2 separate regions of the Homo sapiens genome follow, and region 2 is linked to region 1. A link is an interaction called in ENCODE POLR2A ChIA-PET data of the cell type or tissue named here. Cell type or tissue: Caco-2. All regions are shown on one strand. Links, peaks and the distances in the headings refer to the core of each region. The heading gives the core; the rest is flanking DNA. Region 1 has its middle 6.7 kb from the start of CDKN2AIP. Region 2 holds the start of CLDN24 (claudin 24).

The links. Peaks named below come from ENCODE experiments on the same cell type or tissue, not always from the same donor. Only the 100,000 strongest peaks of a DNase experiment are listed, where the experiment ranks them.
Region 2: POLR2A ChIA-PET joins it to region 1 with 8 read pairs; 2 of 35 experiments call an interaction of 5 or more read pairs at or near these places.

What each region holds. Positions count from the first base shown.
Region 1 is chr4:183,435,779-183,440,168 of GRCh38, forward strand. No RefSeq gene overlaps it. Among named protein-coding and RNA genes, the nearest start is that of CDKN2AIP, 6.7 kb to the right of the region's middle. RefSeq lists an enhancer at 2,219-3,418. In Caco-2, for the core only: no CTCF peak of the experiment used is centred there; DNase peaks (open chromatin) are centred at 2,339 and 3,223.
Region 2 is chr4:183,321,286-183,325,675 of GRCh38, forward strand. CLDN24 (claudin 24) reads right to left here and starts at 1,141. Exons shown (of 1, transcript NM_001185149.1): 1 at 479-1,141. The coding sequence starts at 1,141. The coding sequence ends at 479. In Caco-2, for the core only: no CTCF peak of the experiment used is centred there; a DNase peak (open chromatin) is centred at 2,186.

The sequences.
Region 1 (4,390 bases), core at 76-4,075:
ACCCACCGTGCCCGGCCTGATCCACATATTCTTTATTAGCTTGCAAATTTTCCACAAGGCTGCTCTATCTATTCTATAAGGTTAAAGAAATTGCTTATGAAAAATTAAAAATCAGCCTGTAGTATTAATACCTAAGGGGGCTTTGGCAGATATGGCTAAGGATGCTCCTTCCCTCATTTCCTCAGGGGATTCCGGGGGCGGCTCTAACCTTTAAAACTGCCTCTGCCTGCTTCTGCCTCTGCTCGAGGCGTGGGAGTTCTATGGCCATTGCCTTTTACAAGATGCAGCAGAGAAGAGAAGGCAGGAGAAGCAATGCCCTGGCTTTTATGGGCATAATAACAGGTTTCGGAGGACAAATGAAGACCCAGGCTACCTCATATCCAGATAAGAAATTATCCAATGGAAAGGAAAACTTGAAGGGTGAGGAGGGAAGCTAGGGAATTCGACTGCTGGTATGGTTCCCAGAAGAGAGGCCCCTTGTCCTGCCTACCTGTACCTCCAAGGCCGAATTGCAACTGGCCAGCGGGGACGCGGCGGTGGGGTGGGGCGGGGGGGGGGGGGCGGGTGGTGCGGGGAGAAAGGGAAGCAGAGAGGTGGGGAAGGATGATGGCAATTTTAAAAGGTTTGGGGGACCCATGAGTAAGGTGGCCATGCCCATTCCCAGCAGAAGCCAGCGAAGCTGCAAGATCTGGAGCATCCATCCCTTCTCCCTGGCACGGCACAGAGGAGTAGACTAGAAATGACAGTGTGCCATGTGTGGGCAAGTGGACTGAGAGGGCCTCAGAGAGAACCTGTGCTCCCCAGCACAGTGCAGTAGGCGATGGAATGTTCACCCGTGCCTGAGAGGGGCATGAGCACAGCAGGGAGAGTCACCTGACCTAAAGAGGCGCTGCTACAGGGATGAGGAGGAAGCAGCAGTGGCCTTTGTGGGCCAAAACCTGGTGGGAAGATGGCTATTTCAGGGGATGCCTGGGAGCGCCTCACCTTGTCCCTGACCCTGCCTTTGTGCCTCAGCACTGTGTCAGCTCCCTGGAATGGATACTCAAATTCGTACAGAAGGAAGTAAAATCTTCAGGTGACTGAAATTAAGTTTCCACCATTTGGTAGGATGGGACCTTAAAATAGAAAACAAATTTAGGCCGGGCGCCGTGGCTCACTCCTGTAATCCCAGCACTTTGGGAGGCCGAGGTGGGTGGATCACCTGAGTTCAGGAGTTTGACACCAGCCTGGCCAATGTGGTGAAACCCTGTTCTCTACTAAAAATACAAAAAATCAGCCGGGCATGGTGGTGTGCACTTGTAATCCCAGCTACCAGGGAGGCTGAGGCAGGAGAATTGCTTGAACCCAGGAGGCAGAGGTTGCAGTGAGCCGAGATTGTGACACTGCACTCCAGGCTAGCGAGAGAGCAAGACTCTGTCTCAAAAAAAAAAAAAAAAAAAGAAAAGAACAAAAATTTAATCAGAGGAAAATACTGTAGCTACATTTGTTTACACACCTTGAAATTATGGACAGAGATTTGTACCTACCATACTCAGAATTTATTTGAAAAAAAATGTTCTCTGCATAAACAACAAACAATTATTAAACTTTGTCAATATTACCAAATAAAACCTAAAATGTTTCTAAAGTTCATTAATTGGATTTAAACTATGTGCCTTTATAGACATCATCTCGTTTATTTCTTATGATTCATAGGTGCTGGTATCCCCTTTTACAGGTAAGGAAACGAAGACTTAGAAAAGTGAAATAATTTGCCCATGGACACAATGATGGTAATTAGCAGAACCAGAATTCCAACTCAGGAATGTCTGACTCCCAAGTCTATATTTTTGATCACTAAATTAAGCTCTATGCTGTTCTTTCCTCTGGCTTTCTAGATCCCTCCAGGAACATTCCTTTCTGCTTCCTTGGCTGCTCACATTTACAAGGCAATCACACATTGATGAACTGGAGCCCTGGGTACAAAGAAGCACAATTTTTTTTTTATCCTTCCTGCTCCTAATTCCCAAAGGGCCCAACAATTAAGTGGATTATTGTGGTCATAATCTTAGTTTTTTGATTTAACAAGTCTTTTTTTTTTTTTCTTTTGAGATACAATCTCACTCTGTTGCCCAGGCTGGAGTGCAGTGGCGCGATCTCAGCTCACTGCAATCTCCGCCTCCTGGGTTCAAGCAATTCTCCTGCTTCAGCCTCCTGAGTAGCTGGGATTACAGGTGCGCACGACTATGCCTGGCTAATTTTTGTATTTTTAGTAAAGACGGGGTTTCACCATGTTGGTCAAGCTGGTCTCAAACTCCTGACCTCTGATCTGCCTGCCTTGGCCTCTCAGAGTGTTGGGATTACAGGCGTAAGCCACTGTACCTGGCCTGGATTTAACAAGTCTTAGCTCAGTTCTTATTTATCTTTCAGTCACCACACCTTGTGAGTTAATCATTGGACAATAATCAGCTTGGACAGTAAGTTAACCACTCTGAACCTAGGTTTCTTTGTCTACGAAATAAATGCAATCTCTAAGGTCCTCCTCCAGCTTAAATTTTCCATGATTCTGAAGAATCAGGATCAAGTTTATTGGTTTATGGGAAGTTGAACTGCAGTTCTCCAAATACCAACTCTTCTCTGATCTCCATCTCTCTCGTAGATTTAAATCCCCCACATTCTGGGATGAGGGATAGGTGTAGAGCTTCACAAAGGGATGGGAAAATAAAATATAATAATATCTCACCTTGTCGGCATGAGGAGGAACATGAAGACTAAAAAGATGAAATTGTCTTCCTTAAGGCTCTACGAAACAGCATATAAAAATGTAAAAATTGGTATAAAAAGGTTTTTCACTTTGGCTAAAATGGAAGCCATCCTGACAGCAGTGCCTCTTAGAATTGCCTTGTGTCATTTAAACCTGCTTACTACTATCGTTTCTTTAACATCTTTTCTGGTATTTGGCCATCCTTCTATTCATATTGTTTTATCTCCATTTCCTTGAGTGTAAATTCTTTTATTTATTGAGTTTGTTATTTTCCTTGCATGATACTGACCTTACTCAGATATTTTATCATTCTTAGGGCGAGTGCATGACTCAGACCTGTACAGTCATTTCATACACCTGGATAGTGTTTATGTAAGGGATATATGACTCAACAGGACAAAAGAACTCCCAACAGAACCTTAGGACGCTGGCAGAAACTACCAGGAAAGAGAAGCTCTCTTGCTACTGAAGTTGCTGAGCTATGAAGAACGTATGCTGTGAGCTAATAGGAAGCATTTTGCCACTCCGTAGGAAGAGCTTGCCTGAGACTGTAGAGACAAGAGAAACAGGTTTCCTGACTATATTGTTTCAGTACCTGGATCCCACAGTCGGGGGAGAGTCCCCCTCGGGACTCTGAATAACACAGCCAATAAATTCCCTTTTTGTTTCAGCACAAGCCATTTTAAATCATAATTTTTTGTCACTAGCAACCGAAATTAATCAAACGAAAATCTGTGAACCTGTAGAGAAAGTCCATAGTTCTCTAACTTCACATCAGTAGATGCCCAAGGGGCCTTTCTGTTTTTTCGTTTTTGTTTTTGTTTTTTTGAGATGGAGTCTCACTCTGTCACCCAGGCTGGAGTGCAGTGGTGCGATCTTGGCTCACTGAAACCTCCGCCTCCCTGGTTCATGCAATTCTCTGCCTCAGCCTCCCAAGTAGCTGGGATTACAGGCGCCCGCCACCACTCCCGGCTAATTTTTGTATTTTTTTAGTAGAGACGGGGTTTCACCATGTTGGCCAGGCTGGTCTTGAACTCCTGACCTCAGGTGATCCACCCGCCTCAGCCTCCCAAAGTGCTGGGATTACAGGCATGAGCCACCGCGTAGAGGTCAATTGCGACACTACAGGAAAAGAAGGTAAAGTGGAGTCACATCTGACTTCCATTTACATGCTGGTTTTAGAAACTCACCCCCATGAAAGATATAACTTCGCAATCTACTTAATCCTCACAGCAGCAAACAAATTTATTAACATTTATTAATGTTAAGGCTTAATGTAAAAACAATGGCATAAATCCTGCAGGTAAGTAGGAAAACTTCAGAATTATCCATCTGCTGTCGATTTATCACTAGAGATTAGATTTTATCCTGAACGCATATTTTGGGAATATCTAAATATCTGTAATATGGTCTCTCCAGAATTTTCTTACATGATGTGGAAATCAAGAGCTACCTGCCTGAAGTTGATAGATTTAAAAATGATGATTAAGTATAATATTTGAATTTATGACAGGTAGCCAACGGGAAAACAATAAAAGATAACAAAAATTAGGAGAAAAAAGGGGTAGTGTAAATGATATGGATTTCTCAGCTTCAACATTCAGGAGTGAAATAAGTACTGCTTAAAGTTGAAAAAATAAGAAATGG
Region 2 (4,390 bases), core at 1-4,000, 110 kb before region 1:
AAGAAAAAGGTCATTGTTGTGGAAATAACACTTTGAGGTTGGCTTAGCATGTGGTTTTGCTAAAGTAGAACACTTAAAATTTTCAGATTGTTAGTTTTTTTCTTTAGGAAACAGAAACTAAAGATCATTTCTGACTACCAACAGCAACAACAAAAAAAAGAAAAACAGAAAAAAGCTTTCTAATATGAAATTTACACATTAAAGCTTGAAACTGACTGTATTGGACAGCCACCACATTAATTTCAATAACCAGATCAATGAAGCTTGTTTCACTTCTACCTGTATAATGCTTACCATAATCATTTTCTTTTAGATAAAAGATTTTTCCTTCATTATTCAGATTTTAGAGGGAAGTGGGTCTACCTACTGTAGAAAAATAGTGAATGAGAAAACGTGAGCATCACAGGTTTAGCTACAAAACAAAGAGGTCTTTGTCATCACAGTTGATACAGGATACATCTCTGGCCTTGTCGGAGTCTTACACTTGAGGATCTGCTGTCCCATCTTCCAGGTAGGGACACTGAGTTTGCATTTGCGCCACTGCATAGTGGCCCAAAGCTAGGGGAGCGTGGCTGGAGCAGGCTGCGCAGTTGAGCAGACACCCTCCTAGCAGAAGAGAAAGTCCAGCAAACCAGCCCAGAAACAGGGCCTCCCCAAACTCCCACCTGGGGACAAAGTCTGGGACGTTCTCATCCCAGAACTCCTGAACCGTCTTGTGGGCAACCCAAGAGACGGGAACCAGGGCTGTGATTCCCGAGGCCCAGGACAGAATTCCTCCCAGAATGAGCAGTCGCCTCTTGAGATCTCTCTGACTCTCTCCAATTCTCAAACAGTCCAGGCCAAACCCAGAGACCAGCAGGCCCAGAAATCCCAGCCCATTTGACAGAAACATTAAGATCCTGGAGACCCTGAGTTCAGCAGGCAAAGCCAGGAAGGAGTCAAAGTCCTTGCATTGCATCCCCACTTCCTCTTGGATGACACAGGTTTGCCAGAGTCCCATGGTCCAGTTTTCCATTTCATTTAAGTCCAGGTTGAGGTTCTTCCAGTGTGGCAAATAAGTTGTAATAATGGATAAAATCCATCCCAGGAGAGATAGTAAAAGTCCAACAGATTGCATTGCTGTTCTAAAGATTAAAGCCATTGCGACAGGTCTTAGGACTTTGCCACCCCTATAGGATCTGCTGTCCTTTGTGGTTGACGGTAATGTGACAATCTTGGTTCTATGCTGCCTGGAATATAAGCTGTGGTCATTAACTCTTTGGGCACTCTGAAATGCGTTTTTGTTCTTCTTGAATATAATGTTTCACGTAAAGGACGAAGGACTCTGTTAAAACTATGAGTTGGGCTTTCTGATAAGGACTTGATCTGTTACCTTCCAATTTGGTAAAATTATATCCCCAATGCTTGATGATTATAAGTCTAAGGATGAACAAAGAGGGCTCTATGACCCCTCACCCTAAAATACAACAGAAATCTTTGTGCTTCAGTATGGATTAATTAGATTTTAAGTGGTGATAAAAGGCCAGCTCTTTCTACAACAGGACTTCATTGTAAGAGCTGAATCTGAAATTTCAGGGATGCAAAACAAGGTCTTGTAAAGAAAGGTAGACTGTTTCCTATAATCTCTATTCTTCTCAGACTTCCTTAACCTACACAAGAGCCTGGCCCACATCCTCGAGTGTCGCAGGAGCTCAGAGTTGGCAGGAAGGTTCCTCGGATTCCTTTGAAAGGTAGAGGCTGGCTTACGGGACTGATTAAAATGAAAAGGACTGAGGCTGATGCTGGGGGCTACTGAGTGCGGAAGGGAACGTCCCGGGCAGTTCCAGCATTCACTCTGTGGTTTTCTCCATCCTCGTTAAGGACTTGGGGGTAAAGCATGATATCTTAGCGTCCAGGGAGGTGTTTTTTGTCCAGAGCTGAGCTGTCCCCTTGTCATTTCAGCAGCTTACGCAGAGCAACACCAGGCTTCAAGACTCCTGCCAGCTCCCAGACAAAAGTCTCTGGTACAAACACAATAGCCACAATGGAGCTGAACTTCGAGGCTTCATCTTGTTTATTTTTTTGGTTGAGGCCACACCTTGAGAGCATACTTACGCAGAGGGTTGACCCCTCAGAGAACACAGGACCGGCCTCACAGGCCAGGACAAGAGGTCACCTGCCCCAGATTCCCAGGGCTGCACCGTCTCCTCTCCACATGGCCCCTGGGCATCCTGCACCTGCTCAGAGGAGATAAAATCAGATGGGCCCACAGGACAGAAAAGTCCCTAAAGGTGGAGCCACTCCCCTGAGAGGTTCTAACCTGGAGAAGTAGAACCACTGCCCATCACGTTGCAACAGTGGAGTGTAGCCCAGGATCAGAAATTATCTTCTATTGTGTCTCTAAATAGGAGATCGGAGAGACAGAACATGGATCCCGATGTATCCAAATTACTTTGGATAAGATTGCATAAGATGTAGATTTGAGGTGGTACTTTCTTCAGCTTTTCCTATCATCTTAAGTTTAAAAAGAAAAAACTATGCACCAGATGAACTCTTCCTTAATTTTTACAAATTTTCAGAATTCCTGAGGATGTATTGGTGCCCCCACCATCCTGAAATAAGTCATTCCAGGGTGCTTAAAGGTACCTGGATCCAGAGGGCCGGAGACCTGTCTGGGGCCTCATCACCAGTGCACAGGATATGGCAAGCTTGAGCTCTCTTCCAGGAGGCAGTCGGGGTGGTGAAGGCCTGGAGAGCAAGTGGGAAAGATCATAGGGAGATGATTCTTAATATCACAGTGAAACGCTTTTTAAAAACCTAATGGAATAGGCTGCTCCGTGACGTAGTGAGCTCTCCCTGCTGCAGGCATCTAAGCCAAAGGTTATCACCTGCCAAGGTTATCACGGAGGGGATTTCTGCTGTGGTGGGTGTTGGACCTGCATAACCTCTGAGCACCTTCCCAATTCATTTATTCTGTCAGCATTAAAAAAATATGTTGTGGGCTGGGCGCGGTGGCTCATGCCTGTAACCCCAAGACTTTTGGAGGTCGAGGCAGGCGGATCACAAGGTCAGGAGTTTGAGACCAGCCTGACCAACATGGTGAAACCCCGTTTCTACTAAAAATACAAAAATTAGCCAGGCATGGTGGCGGGCGCCTGTAATCCCAGCTACTCAGGAGGCTGAGGCAGGAGAATCGCCTGAACCGGGGAGGCAGAGGTTGCAGTGAGCCAAGATGCGCCACTGCACTCCAGCCTGGGCGACAGAACGAGACTCTGTCTGAAAAAAAAAAAAAAAAAAGTTGTGAGCCCCTCCTGCTGAGCAGGCACTGGGTGCTGAACAGGAGTCCCTGAACCCCTGACCTCAGGTGATCCGGCTGCCTCGGCCTCCCAAAGTGCTGGGATTATAGGCATGAGCCACCGTACCCAGCTGGCAATTTCTATGTATTTTGCTCATGAATGTGCAGCCTGGGACTCAGCAGGGACCACTTGTCTCTGCTCCAGGCAGCGTCAGCTCAACTGGGGGCTGGAGGGTCCCTTTCCAAGATGGGTCACCCACATGGCGGGCTGCCAGCAGGGAGCTCAGCCTCTTTCGTCATATAGGGTACAAAAACCACACAGACAAGGCCACCTCAAGCCAAATGGTAGCCAGATTGCTGCTGTAAGCAGCCCCCACCTCATCAGCTGGCAACAGGAGCCATGGACCCTGGGTCCTGCAAGACAGGGTTGAGGAAGGACGAAAGCAGAGGCCAGAGAGGTCCAGTAAAAGCTTTGGATTCTGAAGTCAGTGGAGAAGCCAAATCCTCCATTGTCAAAATTACCCTTTAAAAATCCCTTAAGCATTGGAGATCAATACACATCTCTCCCCAGGCCCAGCTCGCTGGGGTCTTCTCTGGCAATGAGCAAGGTTACTCTGGGTCCACAGGTTGAGCACAAAATGAAGAAGGAGGCTTAGTTTGGGATCTTGCAGGAAGATTATCTGCTGAATCTGAAGGCAGCAGAATCCAGAGAGGAGGCCAGGAAGAGCCGCCCTTCCTCCTAGCAGGCGCGGGCCTCCCTGGCACTTTGATAAATAGGTGAAGATGAGGGGTTCCTCTTGCTAAACATAGTTTTATCTGATTAAAAGAAAATCTATAGTTTATTTTTTCTTGATTTTTCTTTCTTTTTTTTTTTTTTCTTGGAGACAGAGTTTTGCTCTTGTTGCCCAGGCTGGAGTGCAGATCTCAGCTCACTGCCACCTCCGTCTGCTGGGTTCAAGTGATTCTTGTGTCTCAGCCTCCCATTTTGTTAATATTTCTAATCCTTCTAAATAGTAATTCACACTATTAATGCTATTAAGCTTGTTATTAAGGAGAAGACACGCTGTTACCCTCACAACCCCCACAGCACAATACCTTGTATCTACTATGTGTTCA